Regions from separate parts of the Homo sapiens genome. Here regions 1, 2, 4 and 5 are each linked to region 3. Evidence: chromatin loops called from intact Hi-C (ENCODE). Cell type or tissue: IMR-90. All regions are shown on one strand.

Region 1 (5,000 bases), 520 kb after region 3:
AAACCAAAGCAGGGAATTTATTTTCTCTATCACTCTCCCTAGCACCCCACACTGTGTCTAACATTAAACACAAGGGCTTGACAAGTATTAATAAAATGAAAATAACTTTCTACCCCAAACCTTGGATGAACTGATGTTCTAGGAACTAGTGTGGTTCTTCTAGGCTTACAGCAATCAAGCAAAGCAGTTTGAGAAGCATGGCTGTAGAAGGTGGGCCCCACCTCCCACCCAAAAGCTGAGTGTGGCTGAGACCTCCACCCTGTGTCACAGGCTTCCCCAGGATGGAAGGGCTTCCCCATCTTACTCATCCCAGGAGCTGACATGGTGATCCGAGAAATAACTACTTGGGTGATGCCTATGGCCGCAGCTCTCTGAGGGCAGAAAATAGTAAGTTGTCAGAAATGATGTATCCAGTGTACATGTGCTGCACCAGGGGGCTGGGTCAGCATCATGGCCAAGTCTGAGATGGTAAAGGGGAAGGGAAGGACCCTCCAGTTGCTGAGTGACCTCACTTTATCCCCTCCCACCTAGCCAGGTTTTTATGGACCAGAAATGATGGAGAAAAGAGAGAAGGGGCCTGTTCTGAACAGAGAAACATGGGGAAAATTTGATAGGGAGTGAGGATGGAGCCAGAAAAGGCTTCTCAATCCTATATTGGTGCCTACTCTGACCACTAAGGAGGGGACAGGGTATGAGAGGGAATTCCCTCCTCCCACCCCAAAGGGAGGCCTCTGCTCACCCGGGAATGACCAATCTCATTTTCATTCCTGTCCTTCACGCAGATTCCCTTTATGAGCTCCCTAAACACAGACAGGAGTTAATGGACTTGGGAAAGGGGTGATGGAAGCCTGCCAGCCACATGACATGCCAGGGGACCAAGGCCAGGCCACTTAAGCTCCAGGAAGCCACCTCCTGTAGCCTGGGCCTTTGACCTTCCTTCTGCACTCCAATAAGCAGTATCTTAGGAGTGATCTAGGGCAGTGGCTGAGAGCGGTGGCCCTGGGCCCGGACTGTCTGGGTTGAGTCCTGAAACTGCAGGGGATGTGTGTGACCTTGAGCACAGTCTTTAACCCTCCCAAAGCCTCAGTTTTGCTTATCTGCAAAATGGGGATCATCCTGGCACCCACTTTACAGGACCTGGTAAGGATTAAATGAGATAATGGCTATGAAATACTTGGTCCAGCACCTGACACACAGTGTGATCACTCCACAAACAGTAGCTACTCTAGCTATTCCTTTTTTTTTTTTTTTTTTTTTTGAGACAATCGCACTCTGTCACCCAGGCTGGAGTGTAGTGGCATGATCTTGGCTCACTGCAACCTCCATCTCCTGGGTTCAAGCGATTCTCCTGCCTCAACCTCCCCAGTAGCTAGAATTACAGGCATGCGCCACCATGCCCGGCTAATTTTTGTTTTTGTTTTTTGGTTTTTTTTTTGTGATGGAGTCTCACTCTGTCACCCAGGCTGGAGTGCAGTGGTGCGATCTTGGCTCACTACAAGCTCCGCCTCCCGGGTTCACAACATTCTCCTGCCTCAGCCTCCCAAGTTGCCGGGACTACAGGCACCCGCCACCATACCTGGCTAATTTTTTGTATTTTTTAGTAGAGACGGGGTTTCACCGTGTTAGCCAGGATGGTCTCGATCTCCTGACCTCGTGATCCGCCCACCTCAGCCTCCCAAAGTGCTGGGATTACAGGCGTGAGCTACCACGCCTGGCCCTAATTTTTGTATTTTTAGTAGAGATGGGGTTTTGCCATGTTGGCCAGGCTGGTCTCAAACTCCTGGCCTCAGGTGATCCTCCTGCCTCAGCATCCCAAAGTGCTGGGATTACAGGCGTGAGCCACCGCACCCAGCCCACCCCAGCTGTTCTTCTCAGGCCAGTTCTTGACAGCACTCAACTCAAGCCCCGGTAGGTGGCAGGGACTCATTCTCCTGTTAGGAAAGGGCCACTGGATGGGGAAGGAAAGATGAATGGAGCAGCATGTGTGCACAACTATTCTGGTAGTGCTTCCTCTACAAAGACTAGTGTGAACATTTTCCATTTGTTGGTAGTCCCAAGAAAATGTGGCTTGTAGATATTGATGATGATGACAATGGTAGAAATAACAGTGAACACTTATGTAGCATCTCTTATGTTCCAGGTGCTATTTTGAGTGCTTTACATATATTACATCATTAAAACCTCATAACAGAGATTTCTCTAGTCAAGAAATAAGAACTGTGAGACACAATGAGTTTCTCCTTTACCTTTTCTCCTGAAAAGCTTAGAGTTGGGTGCCTGGAAAACTTCTGTCTACTCCTCTGGCTTCTTTCAAAGCTTCTGGGTTCTATGCTATCTTTAGACACCTCAGCCTGCTACATTTCATTCTGTATGCCATCCCCAGGGCTTGGGAAGTAGGAGGAGTTCACAATTTTAACACAGGTCCAAAAGGACATGATCCAGTGTAAAACTCCACAGGTCCACCCTGTCTTTCCCATCCCACATCACCCAGGAGAGGACTCCCACGGGACTCAACACACGGCCTAACCCAAAGTCACCCACCACTCCCGGGGCCATCACCATGGGAGCTGCCAATCCCAGGGCCCTTCAGAGGCTCAGCCCAGCAGCCCTCCCCATGCCCACCGCAGTCCCCAGAAGCCACCCACTGCTTTGGTTTCTTGCCCCTTTTCTGCTAATCTTGTGGTTTGTAGGGAGAAAAAGGGGCCTTTACTCACTGCTGTCGCATCATGGGGATATTGACACAGTTAGCCGCAGCCACAGCGGCAAAGGGCACCCAGCGGCCCACCAAGGGCGGCGCTTTCTGTTGGGGGAAGAGAACAGTAGGAGTTGTTCAGAAGCGCTGGAAGATGGGAGGGGAGGGGGCTGAACGACTAGAATACAAAAAAGAAAACTAGGCCTTGCTACCGCCACACATCCAGACACCCAGTCTGGGAACCCCAAACTCCCTCAAAGGCCCAAGAAGAACCAACCTGGGGACGGCCCTGGTGTATTTCTCATCACTTGGCCAGCCGGGCTCTGGCCATTCCCAACTCACCCAGCCTGGGGAACTGTCCCTGGGGGAAGGACGTTTTCCCTAGGACTCTGCTGCCCCCGCGTGGCCACCATGCTGCAGCGGCCCCAGACCATACCTTTGTCAACATGTTCATGCCCACAGCCGTGGCCACAGCAGTGGTTGTGGCTGTGAAGTAGGAAAGGGCCATCTGCCTGGGGGAGGAGAGAGATGCTTGGGAGTGGGGCCCCTGCCGGCTGAGGGCCAAACCACGGGCTTCAGGGAGAAAGTCGGCTGGCGAGGCTTCGTGCGTGAAAACCGCACAGGATCTGTCCCCAGCCTTATCTTGTGACCCTCTCCCCCTCACTCACAGTGCTCCAGCCCCCTTGGTCTTCTTTCAGTACTGTGAACATGCCAAGTTCCTCCCTGCCTCGGAGCCTCTGCACACGGCTGCTCCCTATGCGGGGAGGTGTTCCCTGGGCTCTTGGGTCATTCATCCCTCATCCTTCAGGACAGTTGAAATGTCGTCTTCACAGATGGGACTGCTCTAAGTGGCCTAACTACACAGACACCGCTCTGCTGTTCTCTGCCTTGCAACCCTGGTTTTCTGGGTGGTTTTTTTTGTTTGTTTTGAGACTGATCTTAGGCAATCTGCCTGCCTCAGCCTCCCAAAGCGCTAGGATTACAGGTGAGAACCACCGTGCCTGGCCCAACCACATGTCTTAACAATGTATCCCAGCATCTAGAACCATGCACATCCCCAGCACATAAGACACACTCAAGAAGAAATATTTAGAGAATGAATGAATAAACACATTTGGAATTGGTCTAGGAAGAAGATCCACCCCTACTCAGCTTGAGAAAATATTTCCAAACCCTGGGAAAGGGTGACTTGGTCACCTGCTCAGTGCAGGTGCTACCCAGGAAGGACTGACAGCCCAGAACCCTTTAGAAAAGCTGTTCGTGGGGAGACACGAGGACAGCCTGGGGTTCAGGTCTCCTACCTGACTGATGTGGGGGAAGCCGCATTCCTGTTGGTGTAGTTGACTAAGGCATTGAAGGACTGGTTCACCCACTGCCAGAAGATCACCGCCGGCATCGTCCTACCAGTGAGGAAGGCCAGGAGAGGCAGAGAGAAGTCAGATGGCAGGGAGTCCTGAGGGTATGCCAGTCAAAGCACATGATCTGCAGGTCCCCACACTGTTCCCATACTAGTTTTTTATTTTTATTTTTTTGAGACGGAGTCTCACTCTGTCACCCAGGCTGGAGTGCAGTGGTACGATCTCAGCTCACTGCAACCTCCGCCTCCCAGGTTCAAGCAATTCTCCTGTCTCAGCCTCCCAAGTGGCTGGGACTACAGGCACACACCACCACGCCTGGCTAATTTTTGTATTTTTAGTAGAGACGGGGTTTCACCATATTGGTCAGGCTGGTCTTGAACTCTTGACCTCAAGTAATCCACCCGCCTTGGCTTCCCAAAGTGCTGGGATTACAGACATGAGCCACCGTGCCCAGCTTGTTCCCATACTGTTTTATGCACCTGGGCTTCTGCGCAGGCTGGCCCCTCTGCCTCAAATATCTCCCCCTCCTCCTTCCATACATGGCCAACCCTGCCCTGTTGAGAGGGATCACTTCCTCCATGGAACCTTCCCGACCCTTTCCCTGCCCCTCCTGAGACAGAGTAAGTCACTCCATGCTCCTGCTCCCACAACCCCATGTTCTTCCTCCAACCTACCACTTACCAAGCTGTACTGTAACTGTTTACTTCTTGGTCTCCTCAACAAAACTGGGAGCTCCTTGACGGGAGGTTACTGAAGCCTTCACATTCCCAACACCCGGCCCAAAGCCCAGCTCAATAGCTGAACCAATCAATGCGTGGGGTGGGGGACGCAGGGGAGGAAGGAAGAGGTAGGAAGAAGAGTCACATGTCCAGCAGCTACAGAGGCAGTCTATTCTCTCCCCAACCAAGCCAAGAAAGGGACTTCCTATTGTTTTGTTTGGGTGTTACATA
Region 2 (5,000 bases), 160 kb after region 3:
CTCCATGAAAGGTACGTCTGAAAAGTTTCTGAAGATTTTATTATCATAGATACTTGTTTTGGTTTTGTGTATCTGTACTCTCTGCAGATGGTCCAAAATTGTAATGGAGTCTGTATTAGAAGAAAATAAGGGTAAAATCAGGCTGAACTGCATGTATATGGCTCCACTGTGGCTTGTGACACTTTTAAAATCATCCGTATGTCAGTGTATCTGGATACACGAGGAAAAGGAAAGAGTCTCAGAGTGGAACAAAGAGTGGGAAGAGGTGATCTGTAATGTTACAAATTGTGCTATTACTCCAAGGTCCAACTTTTCCAGTGCATTACATGGTATTGTATATCAGTGGAGAAATGTATTATTTCCATGATCAAATGTAGTCTCTGTTAAGGTCAAGTTTTCTTTTATAAGCCTTTAATTCATCCTCAGTGACTCTGGCAAGGCTGCTTCTCTATCACTGGCTTTGCACAGAAGTATGCTCTACTTGCGTTGCTTTAGGGCAGGATTCTATTTTGAGGGAAAAGACAGTATCCTTATTACCTTTTGTTTGTTTAATAGCACAAATGCTTATTTGTTATCCAAAAACAACCTCCTTCTTATCTGTGATAAATCTATAGAAAGAATTTAGCTGCAAGTGGACAAAGGAACAAGCCCCCAGAAAAGAAAGGGAAGAACTGCCTTCTTATACTACAGAACATGCATTAGTGTGGGCTATATAGCTGTGGCTCATGCTACCCAATTCCAGATTTCTTTGTCCTCTAAGAGTTGATTGCTGTATATTAAAATTGAACATCAGAGGATGGGAAGAGGGCTCTGTAAGCCAGAACCTTACTAAAGTAGAGGGCACAATCAGTGTGAATAAATTCACTTCAGAATCTCAAGTCAAGGCCAGGCACGGCGGCTCACGCCTGTAATCCCAGCACTTTGGGAGGCCGAGACAGGCGGATCACCTGAGGTCGGGAGTTCGAGACCAGCCTTACCAACATGGAGAAACCCCATCTCTACTAAAAATACAAAATTACCTGGGCGTGGTGGTGCATGCCTGTAATCCCATCATCTACTCAGGAGGCTGAGGCAGGAGAATTGCTTGAACCCAGGAGGCGGAGGTTGCAGTGAGCCAGGATTGTGCCATTGCACTCCAGCCTGGGCAACAAGAACAAAACTCCATCTCAAAAAATAAAAATCCCAATCCCAAGTCGAAATCACCTCTTGTTTTAAACAAGAATGAATCATTACTGTGTATGTTAGGGTATTAAAACTGTTTCACCAGTACAGTGAAAGTTGTTTCAACATTTTAAACAAACAGTGGTTATAGACTCTTTCTTTAACCATTGTATATTTTCTTCCATTCTTGTCATTGGTCAATAGGGGAGGGTAGATTAGCTGCTCCAGAATTCAATAAAGTGTAATATTTCTAACGGTGACTTTGACCTATTCTGTAGTACAACTGTAATAGCTATTGGTCTTCAAGTGGGTTTAGATTTGGTGACATCAGTTTGATATTCTCTTAAAGGAAATAAATATTCAAGAACTGATTATGTTCTAACATGATTATATTCATGGTGTTACATAGGCCTCAATTTTTTCACAGAAAGATTTTTGGAACAGGACTGTGAAGTGAGGCTTTTTAAAAAATTATTTTATAAGCAGAGAACACAGCCTGATAACTTAGTCAAGGATATACTGTCTGTCTCACTACTTTGGACTTATATGGCTTCAGATTAAGTCATCCAAGAAACATACATACATTCTAAATGGTATATATTGGGAATATATGCCCCTTTAAAAGAATCAGGTCAGAAATGCAATAACAATTAGACTAGACTGTTGCCCGTGTTAGGAGAATGTGTGGTCATCCTAGTTACTAATTACTCTCACTCAAGATGGAGATGTTGTCCAGTTTAACATAGTCTTAAGTTTTCTTAAACCCAAATAATTTATGAGTAGCTTATTACATCTGCAGAGCTACCTTATTATAATAGTACATTTACATATTGTCTCTTTTAGAGTAAGGACCACATGATTGCTTTGCTTTAATTTACCACTTTTTGTATTGCATCCATATAAGAGTGTCTTACTAGCCAGATGATTCCATGGCAAATGATTCTCTGGGTCCAAAGATCGGAAAGTGAAAAGCACACAGCTGGAATAAGCAACAACTCCACTGCTAGTTACAGCTCTCCGTAGGACCACCAAAACGTATTCAAGAGCTCTAGGATTCCATAAGACCCAGAGCAAAATGGTGCCTCTCTGTATATTATTCTTAAGAGTGTGCTGGGAAGTCAATGGTCCATGGGTAGGCAGGGCAGCTGTAACTGGGCTTTTTAAAACAAATTATGAGTTTTCTCTCTGTTGCCAGTAGTTAAGGAAGCTGAACTTAAAAGGTATACTTTTTTCCTTAAAAAAAAAAAAAAAAAAAAAAAAAAAAAAAATCCTGCGGAGTTTTATACCGTGAGAAGACCATTCTGCCACTTCTTTTGAGAATTTTTTCCCAGGCATTTTGAAAACACTATAGGCATTGTAGAACACCAGGCAACCCCTTCTTGGTTGCTAGACTGAACTCCCAACCTTACAGCATGTACTGACAGGTCCCCTAGCCTCCCCAGCAGTTGGTCAGTGGTACAGCAGACCCAGGCCCTGCTGGGTTTCCTTGGGCAGAGGAATTGCCCAGTACATTCATTCATCTCTGCAAAGATAGATAGTCAGTGAAAACTCTGATGGTGTACTTCAGAAAAGTTGGTCACAGCCAAGAAAGTTTAGGGTTCTATTTAGACCTAAGATTTTTCTCTTGCCATAAGCATACCTCTGCTGAGACCTAAAATAATAACGCAAACCCTTCAAGCTACCCTAAGATACTTTTAGAAGTCGTTTTTAATAGAACTACAAATCCTTAAGTCACATTAGCATTGTTAAGAAACCACTTTAAAAAGCCACATGCAGTTGCATGTCAGATTTAGAAGTATTTTGTCCATGTTTAGGTATTTCTAAATCAGATGTATTTATTTAAGAAATACTTTGTCAACAACTTTAAAGCCCAGCAATTTTTCCAAGGCTGCCTGGTCATTTTAAAATAAATACTCTGCTTATTCACCACGAATAGCCTGAGACAACTACATATTTAAGTCTGTATTAGGGTAGGAACCTTACCCACATTCCATGTTATGGAAACTATTTAATCTGTCTTTGATGGTGGGAAAAATGGTAACTATGATCTAGCTATTGCCATACAGTTAACGCTCCAATTCCTCACTGGGCTTAGTAGTTTAGGGCTCAAATACTTATGTTTCTCATGATGATCTTTAGTGGTGATCAGGGAATCCAGCTTTTCTTAAAAGTTTTTCCTCAAATAGAACAATTTCAAATGATACACAACTTTTGGGAGGCCCTGAGAGTGAAATCTCTACCATGGAGCTACCAGAGCAACCCTGCAGATAGAAGAAAAACATGCACTACTGCTAAGGAGCAGGGATGACCACAGGCACAGGCAACCAGAAAGCAGAAACAGGTGACTTCCAGAAACCCCCGCTGCCCCGTCACGCACCTCCCGTAACAAGAACGCAGCACGTCACACAGTTCTCGCGCTGCTAGGTATCTAGAAACAGCAGAAAGCAAGTCCTTTAAACAGGCAGCATGTTCATTTATAGAATGAGTAAAAAGCTTTTCTATTCTTTAACCTGGATTTCTCAACCATTTTTCCCTGTCCTCACACACAATGTCTTCATCCCAAGGCCACAACAGTCTGATTCATTCCAACAAAGGTATGTGATCTCAAAAATAAAATATATACAGAAGTTTCTCTGTAGAGCTTTAACACAAAAAAGTACTCCCCATTGAACACAAACATTTCATCTCAAACTTGCTGACTCTGTTTAAGGATGAGGAATCTATGTTTTCCAATTTAAATTTAAAACACAATGATGAATTTTGAATCTCGTCCCTTTGTTTCTTCACACAAAATAACTAGGTACAACTATGTCCCCAGATGTTCTGGTCTCCCATGGAGCTCTTCCCAAAGCCATGTCTGGCGAGGGGAGTAGACAAGGCCTGAGATAAACCTTCCCACACAAACTGGAGCCCAAGCAGCTGAGCACACATTTTTCCCACGAAAGGCAGCAATAGTCCTTCCACGTCTCACAAGTTCTTGAGATACTTGGAAAGAAGATTTGCCAAGCAAACCTTCCCCACACTGAAAAATGTTTACTCAGTGTCCAGTCTTTGAGAGAGTGTTCTCACCAGAGTTATCTTTGACTTGAGTGTGTGGGTATCTTTAAACAAGTCACTTTTTGGACCCACTGACCTCAAGTCAATGACTTAGTAGAACTGCAGTAGGAAAACTGGCCCCATCTAAAATTTCCTATCATGTGTTGGCCTCCTGTTTGAACACTGCACAGTCACTAATACCCTGACAGGAAAAGCACTTCAGAAGTCGGGCAACTAATTCTCCCTTAGAAACGTGCATCCTCAGTCCTCAGTAATCCACTAGGGGAGATGGCATGCCAGCAGAAAGTCAGAGAAAAGGGCCCTAGAACCATCCCTTTGTCCTGGGACTGCTTGAAAATAAGAGCACAGATATGAGGCCCTTGGAGGGAAAATGACAAAACCACCATACAAAGAAAGCAAAAGAGTTTATTATCCACCTAATAGAATTCAACTTTTTGGCTTTAATAAAGAATCATCTCTTTTAAATTACCTTCAAAAAGTATAAAATAAGTTTCCAGAAATCAACTCCAGGCTATAAAAAGGTCAGTTTTTAACCACTTTCTCTACAAGACCCTCTGATCAATATTTGTTTCCTCAGAAGTGCCGAGTTGAAAAACGGCTCTAGGGAGCACAATTTTTGTGAAATAGAAACCCCGGGTGCATCACGATAAAGCTTAGAAATGAGCGGATGTGTGCGCACTCTGAGGATGCAGGGGGGAGTTTTAGGCAAATCTCATCTTGACAGCAGGAAAAATTGCCTCCATTTTCCTTGGAGCATTTCCTGATTTGAGCTAAGGGCTCAT
Region 3 (5,000 bases):
GGGGACAAAAATATCTGCTTTATTATTACCACTTACTTATAGAGGTGATTTACAGATTTAATGAGAATATATCAAAGTACTTTATAACTCACAAAAATATAAACTTATATAATGCTATCTACTTTGTATTGAGCATATTCTAAATTCTGGGACTAGTACTAGAAACTTTACATATATAGTGTTACCTCTTAATTCTCAACACAACCCCACAGTTGTTATAATTACATTTAATGTATAAATGACTTCAGAGAAACACAAAAAAGACTGGGTGATTTGTTAAAGGTCCAGCTAGAAAAGGGCAGTCAGAATTCAACCCAATATTACTTCCATACAGAGGTTTTTACTTTTTCCTTTCTACTCAGAGCTAACACAACAGCATTATTTAACGTCCTTAAGAATGGTGGGGAGGAATCACTGAATAACCTGCTTTGACAAAAACACCCTGATAAAATCTATGCTTGTATTTTAGAACCCCTGGGTTTCACGCATTGTTTTTATAGTTTTTACACATTAAGTGTAAGGTGAAAAGTGATAGATTTTAAGAACCAAGAATATGGTATGCCATCCCACCCAAACTTATAAACAAATCACAAATAACATGAAATAGAAAAAAGCCATAAAGACTTCCTTTGCTTTTGGAAAACAGCTGAGAAACAACAAAATTCTTTTCAGAAGTACAGACAAAATTTGTTTTTGTAGTGTAGCTAATATGCCCTCCTTAGGCATTAAGACACTTTTCTGTTTGTAACCTTAATGCAGCCGTATTTTTACTCTTTATAAAAATCAAGTCTCTCAATAAAAACAGTATCTTACTCACTAATCATTAAATTGCATCACTAAAAATGTAGTTATACACACCAATTTCTGACCTCTTAGAATATTCTGCACAATCAGTTTTAATCACTGGAATGAATAACTGCTCAAAAAAGCAGTACAGCTTCAATTTCATGATGATTTGGTAGTCAATATTCCTGTTTTCCAGTAAAAGGGAGATTTCATGAACAGAAACATTGGGCTCCTTATGGTTTCATCGATCAAGAGAACGTTTCTGAGCAGCTTCTGAGCAAATATTTCTTAATAGGTTGATCACAGATCTGGGGTCTTCACTCCTCATAATAGCACTGCCAGATACAGTCATGTTAGCTCCTGCCTCTGCACACTTATGGACAGTGTCAGAACCTACTCCACCATCGCCCTCTATATCCAAAGATGGGAACTGGGTCCTCAACCAGTGAACCTTTGGCATCATATCTTCCATGAATTTCTGCTCTCCAAACCCCGGTTCCACTGTCATAACCAAGGCCATATCTATTTGATTAGCCCATGGTGCCAAATACTCAACTGAGGTTCCTGGTTTGATGGCAAGGCCAACCTTCATCCCATTCTCCCGAATGTCTTTAATCAAAGTCCCTGGGTTCTCAGTAGCCTCGAGATGAAAGGTGTACTGATTGGCTTCTGCTACAGCCATTGGCTTTACCCACTGTTCTGGCTTGGACACCATCATGTGCATGTCAAAGAAAGGGTCCTGGCCTAGCTGCTTTCGAAGGCTTTCTACCACAGGGTGACCAAAGGTGATGTTGGGAACAAAATGCCCATCCATTACATCCAGATGCAGATAATCGGCCCCAGAGTCTAGCATCTGGAGGCACTTGGCCCCTAAATTGGCCAGGTCGCTGTTGAGGATGGACGGGCCAATCTTGCAGCCCGACGCCATACCGCTGGCTCCCAAGAACAAGTTACCCCACGAGTCCCCGGCAAGACTAGAGCCCACTTTTTTTTTTTTTAAAACCAGGAAATTCTACCAAAGAACCACAGTTTGGCCAGGCACAGTGGCTCATGCCTGTAATCCCAGCACTTCAGGAAACCAATGCAGAAGGATCACTTGAGCCCAGGTGTTTGAGACCAGCCTAGGCAACATAATAGGAACCCGTTTTTACAAAGTAAAAAATTTGCCTGTGTGATGGCACATGCCTGTGGTCCCAGGTACTCGGGAGGCTGAGGCAGGAGAATTGCTTGAGCCGGGGAGGCTGAGACTTCAGTGAGCCATGATTGCGCCACTGCACTCCAGCCTGGGCGACAGAGTGAGGCCCTGTCTCAAACAAGAGACAGAAAACAAACAAAAAAGAAACCCCGAAACATAGTTTGGAGAGAACTATATAATAGCAGTCAAGTACAGGCTGTGAATTCTGTAGGTTTAAAAAAATGGTGAGGGATGGCCAGGTGTGGTGGCTCACGCCTGTAATCCCAGCACTTTGGGAGGCCAAGGCAGGTGGATCAGCTGAGGTCAGGAGTTCGAGATCAGCCTGGCCAACATGGTGAAACCCTGTCTCTACTAAGAATACAAAAATTAGCTGGGCGTGGTGGCACGTGCCTGTAACCTTTGCTACTCGGGAGGGTGAGACAAGAGAATCACTTGAAGCCGCGAGGTGGAGGCTGCAGTGAGCGGAGATAATGCCATTGCACTCAGCCTGGGTGACAGAGCAAGACTCCGTCTCAAACAAACAAACAAAAATGGTGCGGGATACCCTGGGAGGCATGGTTCAGGGATCCCTTCTGGAAGAGTTGGATATGAGAAGGTCTGAAGATTTAGGGTTTGGAAGAGGCACCAGTTGGAAGGTGGAACAGCATAAGCAAAAGCAGTAAGAGAAAGTTGAGAGCACAGAGAGGAGACTGACTCTTCCATCGTCAAGGGACTGGCCTGGGGAGTGTCTTCAGCGGGGAAGGAAAAATACCCTCCCTGGCCGGGTACTTTGGGTTTTCCTCACATTCTCGGCCAGCTCCTGATCTTACCCAACCAACCCCAGGAGCACCCCAAGCAGCAAAGACTCTGCACGTTTCATGACTACCACCAGGAGGCAGTATGGCCCAACAACTTGGAGCATCAGGGTTCATTCAGTTCCTAGTTTGTTCCAAGAGCTGATCTAGGAGCATGAAAGTGTCCACCAATCTAATATTTGTGGAGCACTTTGCATGGAGTTTTCAAAGTACTTTAACCCCGGTGATCTGATAGAATACTAACTACAACCCTGTGTGGTCTCTATGTGTTGGTATTATCTACCTAGAGGAACCGATGTTGAGGATTTAAGTGAATTATTCAAGTTCATTTAGACTGTGCGGGAATCTGAATTTGAACCAAGGGCCAAAATCTCTACCTCGTGCCCTCTACTACAACTTACTGCCTTTTGTTAAGGAGACAGGAGCATACAAATATTTAGCATAATAATAAAAGCTTATATTAATAACTATTAAGAACCAATGGCAGTTTCAGTTTGATAAGATGAAAAAATTCTGGAGATGGATGGTGGTGATGGTTGCACAACAATATGAATACATTTAATATCGCTGAACTGTATATTTAAAAGTGGTCAAAATGGCAATTTTTTTTTTTTGAGAGAAGTCTCACTCTTGTCCCCCAGTTTTGAGTGCAATGGCTTTATGTTGGTTTACTGCAACCTCTGCCTCCCGGATTCAAACGATTCTCCTGCCTCTGCCTCCCAAGTAGCTGGGATTAAGGCACCTGCCAGCATGCCTGGCTAAGTTTTGTATTTTTTAGTAGAGAGGGGGTTTCACCATGTTGGCCAGGCTGGTCTCCAACTTCTGAGCTCAGATGATCCACCCGCCTCGGCCTCCCAAAGTGCTGGGATTACAGGCGTGAGCCACTGCGCCCGGTCGGTTTTTAGGCAGGGTCTCACTCTGTCCCCCAGGCTGGAGTGCAGTGGTGGAATCTTGGCTTACTGCAGCCTCAAAATCCTGGGCTCAAGCGATCCTCCCACCTCAGCCCCCCAAAGTAGCTGGGATCACAGGCATGCCACCACACCCAGCTATTTTTCTGGAGAGATGGGATTTTGCTATGTTGCCCAGGCTGGTCTCAAACTCCTGAGCTCAAGCAATCTGCCTGCCTTAGCCTCCCAAAGTGCTGGGATTACAGGCATGAGCCACTGCACCCAGCCTAAGATGGCAATTTTTTTTTTTTTGGATACAGAGTTTCACTCTTATTGTCCGGGCTAGAGTGCAATGGCATGATCTCGGCTCACTGCAACCTCCACCTCCTGGGTTCAAGTAATTCTCCTGCCTCATCCTCCTGAGTAGCTGGGATTACAGGCATGCGCCACCATGCCTGGCTAATTTTGTATTTTTAGTAGAGACGGGATTTCTCCGTGTTGCTCAGGCTGGTCTCGAACTCCCAACCTCCGGTGATCTGCCTGCCTCATCCTCCCAAAGTGCTGGGATTACAGGCGAGAGCCACCGCGCCTGGCAAGATGGCAAATTTTATGTTATGTGTATGTTAACACAGTTTAAAAAATGACAACTACATAAATGGTTATATAGCATTTATTAATAACAATAGTTACTGTTATATATCACTAGCTGCCTTTAAAAGCACTTATGAACTTATTATTTCTTTAATTCTCACAATCATCAATTGAAGCAGTCACCATTATTATTCTCATTCAATAAATAATTTCAGGCCGGGCGTGGTGGCTCATGCCTGTAATCCTAGCACTTTGGGAGGTGGAGGCGGGTGGATCACGAGGTCAGGAGTTCAAGACCAGCCTGGCCAATATAGTGAAACCCCGTCTCTACTAAAAATACAAAAATTAGTTGGGTGTGGTGGCGTGTGCCTGTAGTCCCAGCTGCTTGGGAGGCTGAGGCAGGAGAATCACTTGAACCCGGGAGGTGGAGGTTGCAGTGAGCTGAGATCGTGCCACTGCACTCTACCCTGGGTGACAGAGCGAGACTCTGTCTCAAAATAAATAAATAAATAAATAAATAAATAAAAATAATTTCATCACTGGGTCTATCTTTACTCCCCTCCCTCTCCCCAGGCCCCACCCCAACCCCCTTCCCCAGCAACCCTGGTAGAGGCTGTGATCTGCACTTCACTGGTCCTTGGTTAACCAGTGTTGTAAGTGTGATAGAATGGAAAGACCATGGGCTTTGGAGTTTACTGACCTGGAGCTGATAGGGTCTCAGCTGTTTTACTGGCTGAATGTTCTTGG
Region 4 (5,000 bases), 180 kb after region 3:
TCTATCAATACAATATGAGCATTCAGTTGCAGAAATGCAAGTCGGTATGGTATTATAGAAACAAAACAACACACACTGCTTTCCAGGAAGAGGAATACAGGGAGGCCAAGATCAGGAGAAATCCTACCCACGAGTTTGTTACTAACCAAGAAATCTCTTAAGCCACTAATAACCAATTGGGGTTGATAGCTCGAAACCTGCTACTCTTAAGGGCTTAAATCACCAGTAGCTGCGCAAAAGGGGAGCTCGATTAGTCAACTGCCCTAAGAGCCTGACTCAAACCGCTGGCGCCTGCACCCCAATACTCACTCACTGCACAGCCTACAGCTCCCCATCTGTGCAACTTTAGCTCATTTTAATTTTGACCTGAAGCTTTGAATTGTTAGGAACGCTTTCAAATCTCAACATAGAGGAAAGTAAGTAAAGAACGCATACACAGATTTCCTGGGAATGCAGACCAGAGTCATCCTCATCACCACTTACTCACTGCCCCATCAGATTGAAAAGTCTCAGAACATGAAATGTTGAGCAGGAATCACACCTCTGGGGCAGGTAGGTCTTAAGAACTGATTATTGTCGGTTTTCCCCAGACAGCGAACATCAATAAACAGAAACTTTACCTTGTGATATCTGTACTAACTGTGCCTCTCAATGAATATACAAAATCCCAAATCTTAGTTGTAAAGTTAAGTAAAATACTAGGCTTTGGAATAGGTAAGATGCCATTAATGAAATTCCCCCCCCGCTTTTTTAGTTTCAGATGGATTCTCGCTCTGTCACCTGGGCTGGAGTACAGTGGCGTGCTCTGCGCTCACTGCAACCTCCACCTCCCAGGTTCAAGCGATTCTCCTGCCTCAGCCTCCCAAGTAGCTAGGACTACAGGCATGTGCCACCATGCCTGGCTAATTTTTGTATTTTTAGTAGAGATGGGGTTTCACCATGTTGGCCAGGCTGGTCTTGAACTCCTGACCTCAAGTGATTTCCCCTTCCTTTTTAGCAGTTCCAGACTCAGAGGGCTGCTCACCACATCCTCTTCTAAATGAGACTTGTCCTTCCATTACAGTTCAACAGGAACTGCGCTGGTATTTATGTTTCAGGAACCAGTAATTGGTAGAAATGTACAACCCACTCCTAGTTTATTTTCAAAGCCATCTTATAAATCTGGTTCTGCTCACCTGGGGCTAATTTGAGGTCAGCTGCCAAAACTCATCACAGTCAGGCACCTTTCTACTATACTCACATTTCCCCTCATGCTTTCAAGGGGACGAAGCACTTGTGTGAGGATCACTGCATCCTAGTCTTCTAATAATCACATGAGCTGGCATCATTATATCCTCTTAACAAGGATGAGACCAAGGGCCTCGCTCAACACCACACGACCTGCCTGTGATGGAACTGAAGCTATAACCCAGGTCTTCTCATGCCTAGGTAAGAGCTACCCTGTCTCTCTCACTAAGCAGTGAAAACGAAGGTCACCTTCAAGTTTACAACAGAAACCTACTCATTAAGTAGGGTCAGACAGGCCCATGTTCACAGTGGGTGTTGGGTGTTGGTCAGCAGTTGACAGTGGGGACACTGTGCCTCCAGGACTCAAACACCTGCACAAGGATAGTGAGAAGGGGCATTTGGGGCAGAGGAAGTTTAGAAATACGACAGAATTCTTGACGTCTCAGTGACTTTCTAACTGAAACATCTTTGGGTTCCTCAGACTACTGGGTGGAGCAGTCGATGAAGACCAATGTCACAGAAACAGTCTTGTCTGGAGGCATCTCCTCCCCTTGGAAGCCTGGCTTTCAGGAATTCTTTTAAAATGGGTTATTTTTAGGTTTGAGGTTTGTAAATGAAGTTTCCTAAAACCGCACATCATTTGGTGTTTTTGCCACAAGGTGGCACCCCAGCATCTCTGTCGACCTGCCCGACCTGTTCGGGCTGCCTCAGGTATTAATAGCAAGCGTGTGCGCTCTGCCAAGCAGCGCCATCCCCAGAGGCCAGCAAGCCACCAGGTATCTATCTGTGTTCATGTCTGAGAGCACATCTGGCTGGCTGGCATCTTGGAATCTTGTGTTCAGAGAACTGTCAATCCCCCATGGCCACCCACCCTTAACTGGCTGACTCGCCTGGCCAGCTCTCCAGACAAGAGCCGGCCACAGGCAGTCAGTATATAGCAACAACCTCATTCGTCCTCAGAAACATGCAAATTAAGACCTCCCAAACTGCTAACATTTAACAGACTCAACAATACCAAGTGCTGGATGCAGAGCAACCGGAATTCACACAGCACAGGTTGGGAGTAAGCAGGTACATCAGAGCTGAATCCAGAGGCACACCCTCTGACACGTAGCGCCAGTCCCAGGTGCGCACCCAGCAGAAATGGACACACACGTTCACCCAAAGACATGTATAAGAATGTTCAAAGCCACATATTGACAGTAGCCCCAGACGGGACTACCCCAATGTCTATCAGCAATGAAAGGACACGTGCACTGCTGTGTATTCACACAGTGGCATACTAGACATGGCAAGAGGAAATAGTGTGATCACACACAGCAACAGAGGTGATGTGACAAGCACGACACAGAGAAAGGAGCCAGCCTCTGTGTAACACACACAGTGTCTCCATTTATGCAAAGTTCAAAAGCAGGCAGAATTAGGCTGAGAAGTCAAGAAAGCAGTTACTCTGGGGGACCAGTGACTAAAAGGGAGCGTGATGGGAGTTCTGTGGGGCTGGTAACGTCCTGTCTCTTGGTCTGGGTGCCACTTTACACGTGTTCAGTTTGTGAGAATTCATGGAGGTATATACTTAGGATTTGTGCAGATTTTCTGCATATATGATATACTTCAAAAAAAAAGTTCAAAAAGGAAGTGAATGGGGTCAGCTGGCAGATACAGAAAGCAAGATGAAAGGAGAGGGGCCTTACTTCCTAACACGTGGTCCTGCCCTATGCGGCTGGGAACCAAACATACCTGGAGAGGCTGTCAGGGCCATCACGCCATAGTATGAGAAGGCGCTCGCTTCAAACTTCATACCTTCTTTCCCAGCTTCAACTTCCACTTTCCCCTGTGGAGAGAAAAGGCAGGTATTTTCAGTCCAGTTGCAAAAGCCTACTGGCACACTCTGTACAATATTTGGTCCTTCCTTAGATTTTTGTCTGATTTCTTTTCCCAACACTATCGAGGGAGTAAAGCTTCAGCTCATCTTTCCCACTGAGAGGAGGGGGCTCATTCGCTTTAAATATGAAAACTGGATTTGGCTGATTATACAGAGGTGACAGTGTAAATGTGATGTTTATTTTTAAAATAATTCTTAAATTAAAAACTTAAAATACAGTTTTCTTTGTAGAGATAGATCTCCTTATGTTACCTAGGCTGGTTTTGAACTCTTGAGCTCAAATAATCCTGTCTCACTGTCTTGGCCTCCCAAAGTGCTCCCAAAGGGATTACAGGCGTGAATCACTGTGCCTGGCCTGTGATGTTTACTTTCTGTGAGTCCACTTAGTATCTTCCCAATATCTGTAGTTCTTGGATTCTTCAGGAGGCCTCCAGCAATGGAAAGGTGGTGCTCTTGCTCCATCAGTGGGACCAGCACCAAGATGATGCTGGGCGATGGCTGCCTAGGCTGTCCAAGGAGCCAGGGCCGGGGCTGAATCAGGGTCAAGGGCCGACATGGTTTGTGGCCATGGAACAGAGAGGAATAACCTGGGTAGAACCCACTCTGTCTCACGAGCACGGTGTCCTGACCACTGAGCAGACCCCTCGCAGGCTGGTAACTTGCTGTCTACACTCCTGGAGGCACTTAAATTCCATGGGATTTTTCTCCTGTCTTGGAAAAGCAGTTTGAAGAAAGTCTCCTTCCATTAAAATAAAGTTCCCCTCTCCTCCCCCTAAGATTTTCCCTTTTCTTCACTTTCGCTAACTTGTCGACAACTTCTTCTTTACCTTGATGAGTTCTTTTGGGATAGAGTGTCTTATTCATCCCTGGAACCCCAGGGTCCACTATAATCCCTGCATGGTAGGTGCTCATTGTGTTTTCTGGGCTACTGAAATGCTCTAAGTCAGTTTCACTTCTAGTTTCTCAGGCCAAGGGTCAGAAATGCTCTTGTTCCCATTACTACAACTGTGTGAGGCATCCTTTACAATGGGTGAACAAAAATTAAGATGCCATGTATTGAAAAGGAATTGTGCTAACACATCAGTGTTTTATGAATTCATTTAATGTGCACAACTCGATGCAGCAGACAAATCATTGCCCTCCTACAAATCAGGGGAGGGGGGATCAGCAAGATTTAGTAAAGAACAAGCTCTTCATCAGGATGCTAGGAGGCTGGGAGCAGTGGCTCATACCTGTAACCTCAGCACTTTGGGAGACCGAGGCAGGCAAATTGCTTGAGCCCAGGAGTTCAAGATCAGCCTGGGCAACACAGCAAGACCCCATCTCTACAAAAATTAGCCAGGCATGGTGGCGTGCACCTGTAGTCTCAGCTACTTGGGAGGATTACTTGAACCTGTGAGGCAGTGAGCCATGATCACGCCACTGCACTCCAGCCCAGGCCACAGAATGAGACCCTGTCTCAAAGAAAAAAAAAAAAAAAAGATGCTATGCCACCTGATGCAAACTATCATTTTATATTAAGTTTCCAATTACAAAAGGTCTTTCTTGGGCCATAGCTTCAGGAGAAGAACTACTGCCTCTCAGGTTTTCCTGCTCAACAGAAATGACAGTTCACCAGTCCCTAGCCAATTATCTTGCCGTATAAACTTACAACTCCACCCATGATATAAAATCCACCTGCAAATGGGCAGGTGCTACAAACCTTCCCCACACAGGCAGGGCCCTAGAGATGACACTGTGGAGTCGGAGATGACAGCCGTCATCCCCCACGGGCTGACCATGCAGCAGGGACAGGCGAGCACATGAGAAGCAACAGCCCACATGGCACACAAGAGCTCAGCATGAGGAAAAAGACATTGGGAACAGAAGCTCCCAGAAAAATCTTACTTCT
Region 5 (5,000 bases), 410 kb after region 3:
TGAGCTCAGGCCTGGCTGGGCTCCAGGAGAATCTTTCCACAAGGCAAGAGATAACACAAAGTCAAGGTGAAGATCAGGGTAGCCCTTTAAAAGGCCTCCTTGTGCCCTAGAGTTGCCACAGCTCTTCTACTCCACTGCTGTCTATCTTGCCTGCCGGCACCCAGCCACCATGTGGGAGCTCGTGGCTCTCTTGCTGCTTACCCTAGCTTATTTGTTTTGGCCCAAGAGAAGGTGCCCTGGTGCCAAGTACCCCAAGAGCCTCCTGTCCCTGCCCCTGGTGGGCAGCCTGCCATTCCTCCCCAGACACGGCCATATGCATAACAACTTCTTCAAGCTGCAGAAAAAATATGGCCCCATCTATTCGGTTCGTATGGGCACCAAGACTACAGTGATTGTCGGCCACCACCAGCTGGCCAAGGAGGTGCTTATTAAGAAGGGCAAGGACTTCTCTGGGCGGCCTCAAATGGTAAGTGGTGCCCATCTCCTCCCTGCCCCCTTCACCACCCCCTGGGATTGTTCAGGTCTTCAGACCATGCCTAGAATGGGGCTTCCAGCTCCAACAACCTGTAATTCTTCCCAAAGTAGACTAGTGGGATGATGTGAAGGGAGTGAACCTTCAGACCCCCACCCAGCCTCTAAATTAGGCAGGAAGAATTAAAGGAATGTCTCCTCTACCAGGCTGCCCAGGAGGTGGGATGGGAGGACCACAGTGGTCTGAGGGGTCAAGGAATCCTCACTCCACTCCTCTCTCTGAGCCTAGACTTCTCTAATGGACTGAGAAGGTGCATGTACAGCACTTAGCCTAGCACCCAGCACAGTAAGTGCCCCTTATACAGCCAGGATTCATGTTACTTTTCATGGAAAATGGGGGCAGTGACTACTGTCCTCCATGAAAGCTGCTGGGGAGAATTAGCCTAGCTATTGCAGGCTGGGATTGCTGCTTTCCTGGTGCTATTTCCAGCTACTCAGGCTCACAGGGGCAGTTTTCTACAATGACATTTCAGGGTTGCTGATGAGCCTCCCACTCAGCAGGGCCCCCAGCCTCTCAGCATTTTTTTTTTTTTTTTTTTTTTTTGAGACAGAGTCTCTCTCTGTCGCCCAGCCTGGAGTGCAGTGGCCAATCTCAGCTCACTGCAACCTCTGCCTCCCGGGTTCAAGTGATTCTCCTGCCTCAGCCTCCTGAGTACCTGGGACTACAGGAGCATGCCACCATGCCCGCTAATTTTTTGTATTTTTAGTAGAGATGGTGTTTCACCATGTTAGCCAGGATGGTCTCGATCTCCTGACCTCGTGATCCTCCCACCTTAGCCTCCCAAAGTGCTAGGATTATAGGCGTAAGCCACTGTGCCCTGCCAGCCTCTCAGCTTTGATCAAGCCAAGGGTTGGTTTATTTTTTCTTGGACCAATCAGCCAGGTCTGCTGACCAACTACCTAGCTCCCACCTCTGCTGGCTTCCTCCCGGGGGCAGAGAAGATGGAGAAGGCTAGTCATGTGGATCTTCAGGGTCAGGAAATGGAAAAGGGAGGCTTTGGACCCTTTTGCTTTGGGGGGCACCTCTAGGAGGAGGCGGCTCGGCCCAAGTCCAGACTGGGTAGACAAAACATCTGCACTCTCCAAATGTGGGCTTGTGGCTGGGTATGCAGGCTTGCAATGGAAGGGTAAACCTGAGTGAGGTGAGCTGTGCCTTTAGCTCAGCTAAGGGCTCAGGGAAAAGCAGAGATCTGTGCAGTCCTCAGCCTCTACAAGCTCACCTGCTCCCTACCCTCTGGACAGGCATAGTTTAGAGAGTTTATCCCATCCAGAGTTGCCTTCCTGTGGTCAGAAACTGATGAGCAAAAAGAAGCCCAGAGGGCACCCTGTCAGCGAAAAGAACCCCAATGCTGCTGCATTCTAATTAAGGGTTCTTTCTTTCTCCTTGATCTACTGTATTTCTGAAGGAATTGGGAGTAGGAGGCCTTAGGGTCTGTCCTACCAAGTCCTTGCAGTCATGGTGGAGTGCAGTGGGGCTGTGCCCACATGGGAGTCAGCATGCCAGGTACCTGCCTTCTCCTCCAGGAAGGAAAGCAGGGACCAGAGGTGTAAGGGCAAGAGTGGGGTGGATGGTGTGAGATTCCTACAGCCTTGCCTGCTCTCTAAAGGCAACTCTAGACATCGCGTCCAACAACCGTAAGGGTATCGCCTTCGCTGACTCTGGCGCACACTGGCAGCTGCATCGAAGGCTGGCGATGGCCACCTTTGCCCTGTTCAAGGATGGCGATCAGAAGCTGGAGAAGATCAGTGAGTGCCAGGCTGGCCCCTGGGGCTGGGGCTGGATCCCACAGGAGCTGCTGGAGGGAGAGGAGGGTTGGGCAGGGGTAAGGGTTAGGACTAGAGCGCAATGCAGCCTTTTCTTGGCTACTGCTGCCATCTAGTGGCCATCTGCTATCTGTCCCCCGCTCCTGTTAAGAGGCAACTGGTACAGAGAGGGGGTAAGGGTGCTGATTCATTTCCCACCCTCATGCCCCCTCTCCCTTCAGTTTGTCAGGAAATCAGTACATTGTGTGATATGCTGGCCACCCACAACGGACAGTCCATAGACATCTCCTTTCCTGTCTTCGTGGCGGTAACCAATGTCATCTCCTTGATCTGCTTCAATACCTCCTACAAGAATGGGGACCCTGAGTTGAATGTCATACAGAATTACAATGAAGGCATCATAGACAACCTGAGCAAAGACAGCCTGGTGGACCTAGTCCCCTGGTTGAAGGTGAGATGCTGCCAGCCCTGCCTTCAGGTTCTAGTAGACCCTGACATTGTCCCCAATCTTCCTTCCTTTTTACTTCCCTGCTCCAGCCGCAATGACCCATCTTTTTCCTGATTACCTCCGCCACCTCTACCTCCTCTGCCACTTAAAACCTTTGCCATTTCTCTGCAGAGATAGATTTAGCCTTTTAATTATGCACCTTAGTACTCCAGATAATGACCTTCATTTCTTTTCCAATTACCATGTGCCAGTACTAAGCATTCTATACGCATTCATCGCTGAATTCCCCTTGGAAGTAGGTTTTATTATCCCCATTGTGCAGGTGAGAAGCAGGCTTAGCGGGGTTAAGGAGCTTGTCTGAGCCTTCAGGCTCATGTCTCTCTCACTCCTAAGGGCTGGACACATAGCAGAGTCAGCGCTTGATGTTTGATTGAATGGGGAAGGAGAGGTGGAGACCACGCCCTCCTCCCTTGTTTAGAATTGTCTTCGTCGTCATGATAAACCCGTTCTGTGTCCCCATCTTGCCTTCCATTCTGGCTGAAGGTCAGGGGTGGAGTAGGAACTTCCAGAGACAGAAAGCTAAGATCCGCCTCCAGGAGAGACTCTGGCAGCTGGAGAAGCAAAATGGAAGAAGGGTGGATTTAACATTTCTTTTTATTTCCCAGATTTTCCCCAACAAAACCCTGGAAAAATTAAAGAGCCATGTTAAAATACGAAATGATCTGCTGAATAAAATACTTGAAAATTACAAGGTAGGTGATAGAGCAGAAGAGAATATGAGTTAGGCTAAAAGTAATCACAAGAGCAGGGTGGAGTCCATTCTACACACTGTAGAAGCTTCAAAACCAAGCAGAGAACCTGGCACATAGTAGGTGTACAATAAAAACTGACTTAAGGGCTGGGCGCGGTGGCTCACGCCTGTAATCCCAACACTTTGGGAGGCCGAGGTGGGCAGATCAATTGAGGTCAGGAGTTCGAGATGAGCCTGGCCAATATGGTGAAACCCCGTCTGTACTAAAAATACAAAAACTAGGCCAGGCAAGATGGCTCACACCTGTAATCCCAACATTTTGGGAGGCCAAGGTGGGCAGATCACCTGAGGTTGGGAGTTCGAGACCAGCCTGACCAACATGGAGAAACTCTGTCTCTACTAAAAATACAAAATTAGCCGGGCACGGTGGCGCATGCCTATAATCCCAGCTATTTGGGAGGCTGAGGCAGGAGACTCACTTGAACCCGAGAAGCAGAGGTTGCAGTGAGCTGAGATCATGCCATTGCACTCCAGCCTGGGCATTGCACCAAGATTCTGTCTCAAAAAAAAAAAAAAAACTGACTCAAGGAGTTGGGATCGAAAAGTGAGGAACTGAAGAGGATCCTAGAAGAGACCTAACCTCTCCACCAAATTTAAAGAGGGCCCGGGGCTGCCTCCTACCTCCACAAGTTCGTAGGTCCTGCCCAGACTTGCTCTACTTCCAAGTGGAAGGAGCCTTGTTATCTCTAGTCAGGGACAGAAGTATGGCAGGAGTGTCACAGATGGGGCTCCTTCCTTATTAATGTCTCCCAACCTCACCCAACCCAGGAGAAATTCCGGAGTGACTCTATCACCAACATGCTGGACACACTGATGCAAGCCAAGATGAACTCAGATAATGGCAATGCTGGCCCAGATCAAGACTCAGAGCTGCTTTCAGATAACCACATTCTCACCACCATAGGGGACATCTTTGGGGCTGGCGTGGAGACCACCACCTCTGTGGTTAAATGGACCCTGGCCTTCCTGCTGCACAATCCTCAGGTGTGCTTCCCCCTCATTGATCCTAGACCCCAGCCAGCCCAATCTCTGGGCTCCAGAGAAAGGGAGAGCCAATTCTCTCAGGCTTTCTGTGCAGGAAGACTAGGCCTGCCCTGCTCCTTACCCAAGCAGTAGTTGGCTTTGACCCCAGAGTAGAGCTGCCCCATCTTCTGGAAGCCGGGCCTGGGCCCCAGAGCCACTACTGGGAAGGGACTGGACAGGCTCTTCTCGATGTCACAGTTGGATTCTTCTCTAAGCCCTTGCTTCTCCTGGGCTTACACACACTAGTCACCTCCAACCTACTCTGGTCTTCAGGTGAAGAAGAAGCTCTACGAGGAGATTGACCAGAATGTGGGTTTCAGCCGCACACCAACTATCAGTGACCGTAACCGTCTCCTCCTGCTGGAGGCCACCATCCGAGAGGTGCTTCGCCTCAGGCCCGTGGCCCCTATGCTCATCCCCCAC

What was found. Hi-C counts contacts between places; a loop is a spot of excess contacts. Peaks named below come from ENCODE experiments on the same cell type or tissue, not always from the same donor. Only the 100,000 strongest peaks of a DNase experiment are listed, where the experiment ranks them.
Region 1: a loop joins it to region 3, with 4 times the contacts of the local background. A loop is called at or near these places in 27 of 110 quality-filtered maps.
Region 2: it touches region 3 in a loop (4-fold over the local background); 49 of 110 quality-filtered maps call a loop at or near these places.
Region 4: it touches region 3 in a loop (9-fold over the local background); 38 of 110 quality-filtered maps call a loop at or near these places.
Region 5: a loop joins it to region 3, with 3 times the contacts of the local background. A loop is called at or near these places in 50 of 110 quality-filtered maps.

What each region holds. Positions count from the first base shown.
Region 1 is chr10:102,727,523-102,732,522 of GRCh38, reverse strand. It overlaps SFXN2 (sideroflexin 2), which reads right to left. Exons shown (of 12, transcript NM_178858.6): 4 at 3,994-4,092; 5 at 3,129-3,204; 6 at 2,715-2,800; 7 at 740-800; 8 at 305-371. Among named protein-coding and RNA genes, the nearest start is that of WBP1L, 14 kb to the left of the region's middle. RefSeq lists enhancers at 2,203-2,975, 2,976-3,750. In IMR-90, a CTCF peak has its summit at 3,091 (motif pointing left); a DNase peak (open chromatin) is centred at 3,062.
Region 2 is chr10:103,084,570-103,089,569 of GRCh38, reverse strand. It overlaps CNNM2 (cyclin and CBS domain divalent metal cation transport mediator 2), which reads right to left. Exons shown (of 8, transcript NM_017649.5): 8 at 1-5,000. NT5C2 (5'-nucleotidase, cytosolic II) reads left to right here. Exons shown (of 19, transcript NM_001351169.2): 19 at 1-1,532. Among named protein-coding and RNA genes, the nearest start is that of NT5C2, 110 kb to the left of the region's middle. In IMR-90, no CTCF peak of the experiment used is centred here; a DNase peak (open chromatin) is centred at 3,039; H3K27ac peaks cover 1,813 bases.
Region 3 is chr10:103,242,711-103,247,710 of GRCh38, reverse strand. It overlaps RPEL1 (ribulose-5-phosphate-3-epimerase like 1), which reads right to left and starts at 1,824. Exons shown (of 1, transcript NM_001143909.1): 1 at 1-1,824. The coding sequence starts at 1,714. The coding sequence ends at 1,028. RefSeq lists an enhancer at 2,906-2,955. In IMR-90, a CTCF peak has its summit at 2,846 (motif pointing right); a DNase peak (open chromatin) is centred at 2,870.
Region 4 is chr10:103,066,687-103,071,686 of GRCh38, reverse strand. CNNM2 (cyclin and CBS domain divalent metal cation transport mediator 2) reads right to left here. Exons shown (of 8, transcript NM_017649.5): 5 at 2,965-3,058. Among named protein-coding and RNA genes, the nearest start is that of NT5C2, 120 kb to the left of the region's middle. In IMR-90, CTCF peaks have their summits at 1,887 (motif pointing right) and 3,549; a DNase peak (open chromatin) is centred at 1,906.
Region 5 is chr10:102,832,531-102,837,530 of GRCh38, reverse strand. It overlaps CYP17A1 (cytochrome P450 family 17 subfamily A member 1), which reads left to right and starts at 118. Exons shown (of 8, transcript NM_000102.4): 1 at 118-466; 2 at 2,139-2,277; 3 at 2,517-2,746; 4 at 3,409-3,495; 5 at 4,323-4,538; 6 at 4,851-5,000. The coding sequence starts at 170. CYP17A1-AS1 (CYP17A1 antisense RNA 1) reads right to left here and starts at 4,855. Exons shown (of 2, transcript XR_428804.2): 1 at 4,660-4,855; 2 at 3,027-3,354. RefSeq lists a promoter at 1-158. In IMR-90, a CTCF peak has its summit at 2,411 (motif pointing left); a DNase peak (open chromatin) is centred at 2,400; H3K27me3 peaks cover 1,278 bases.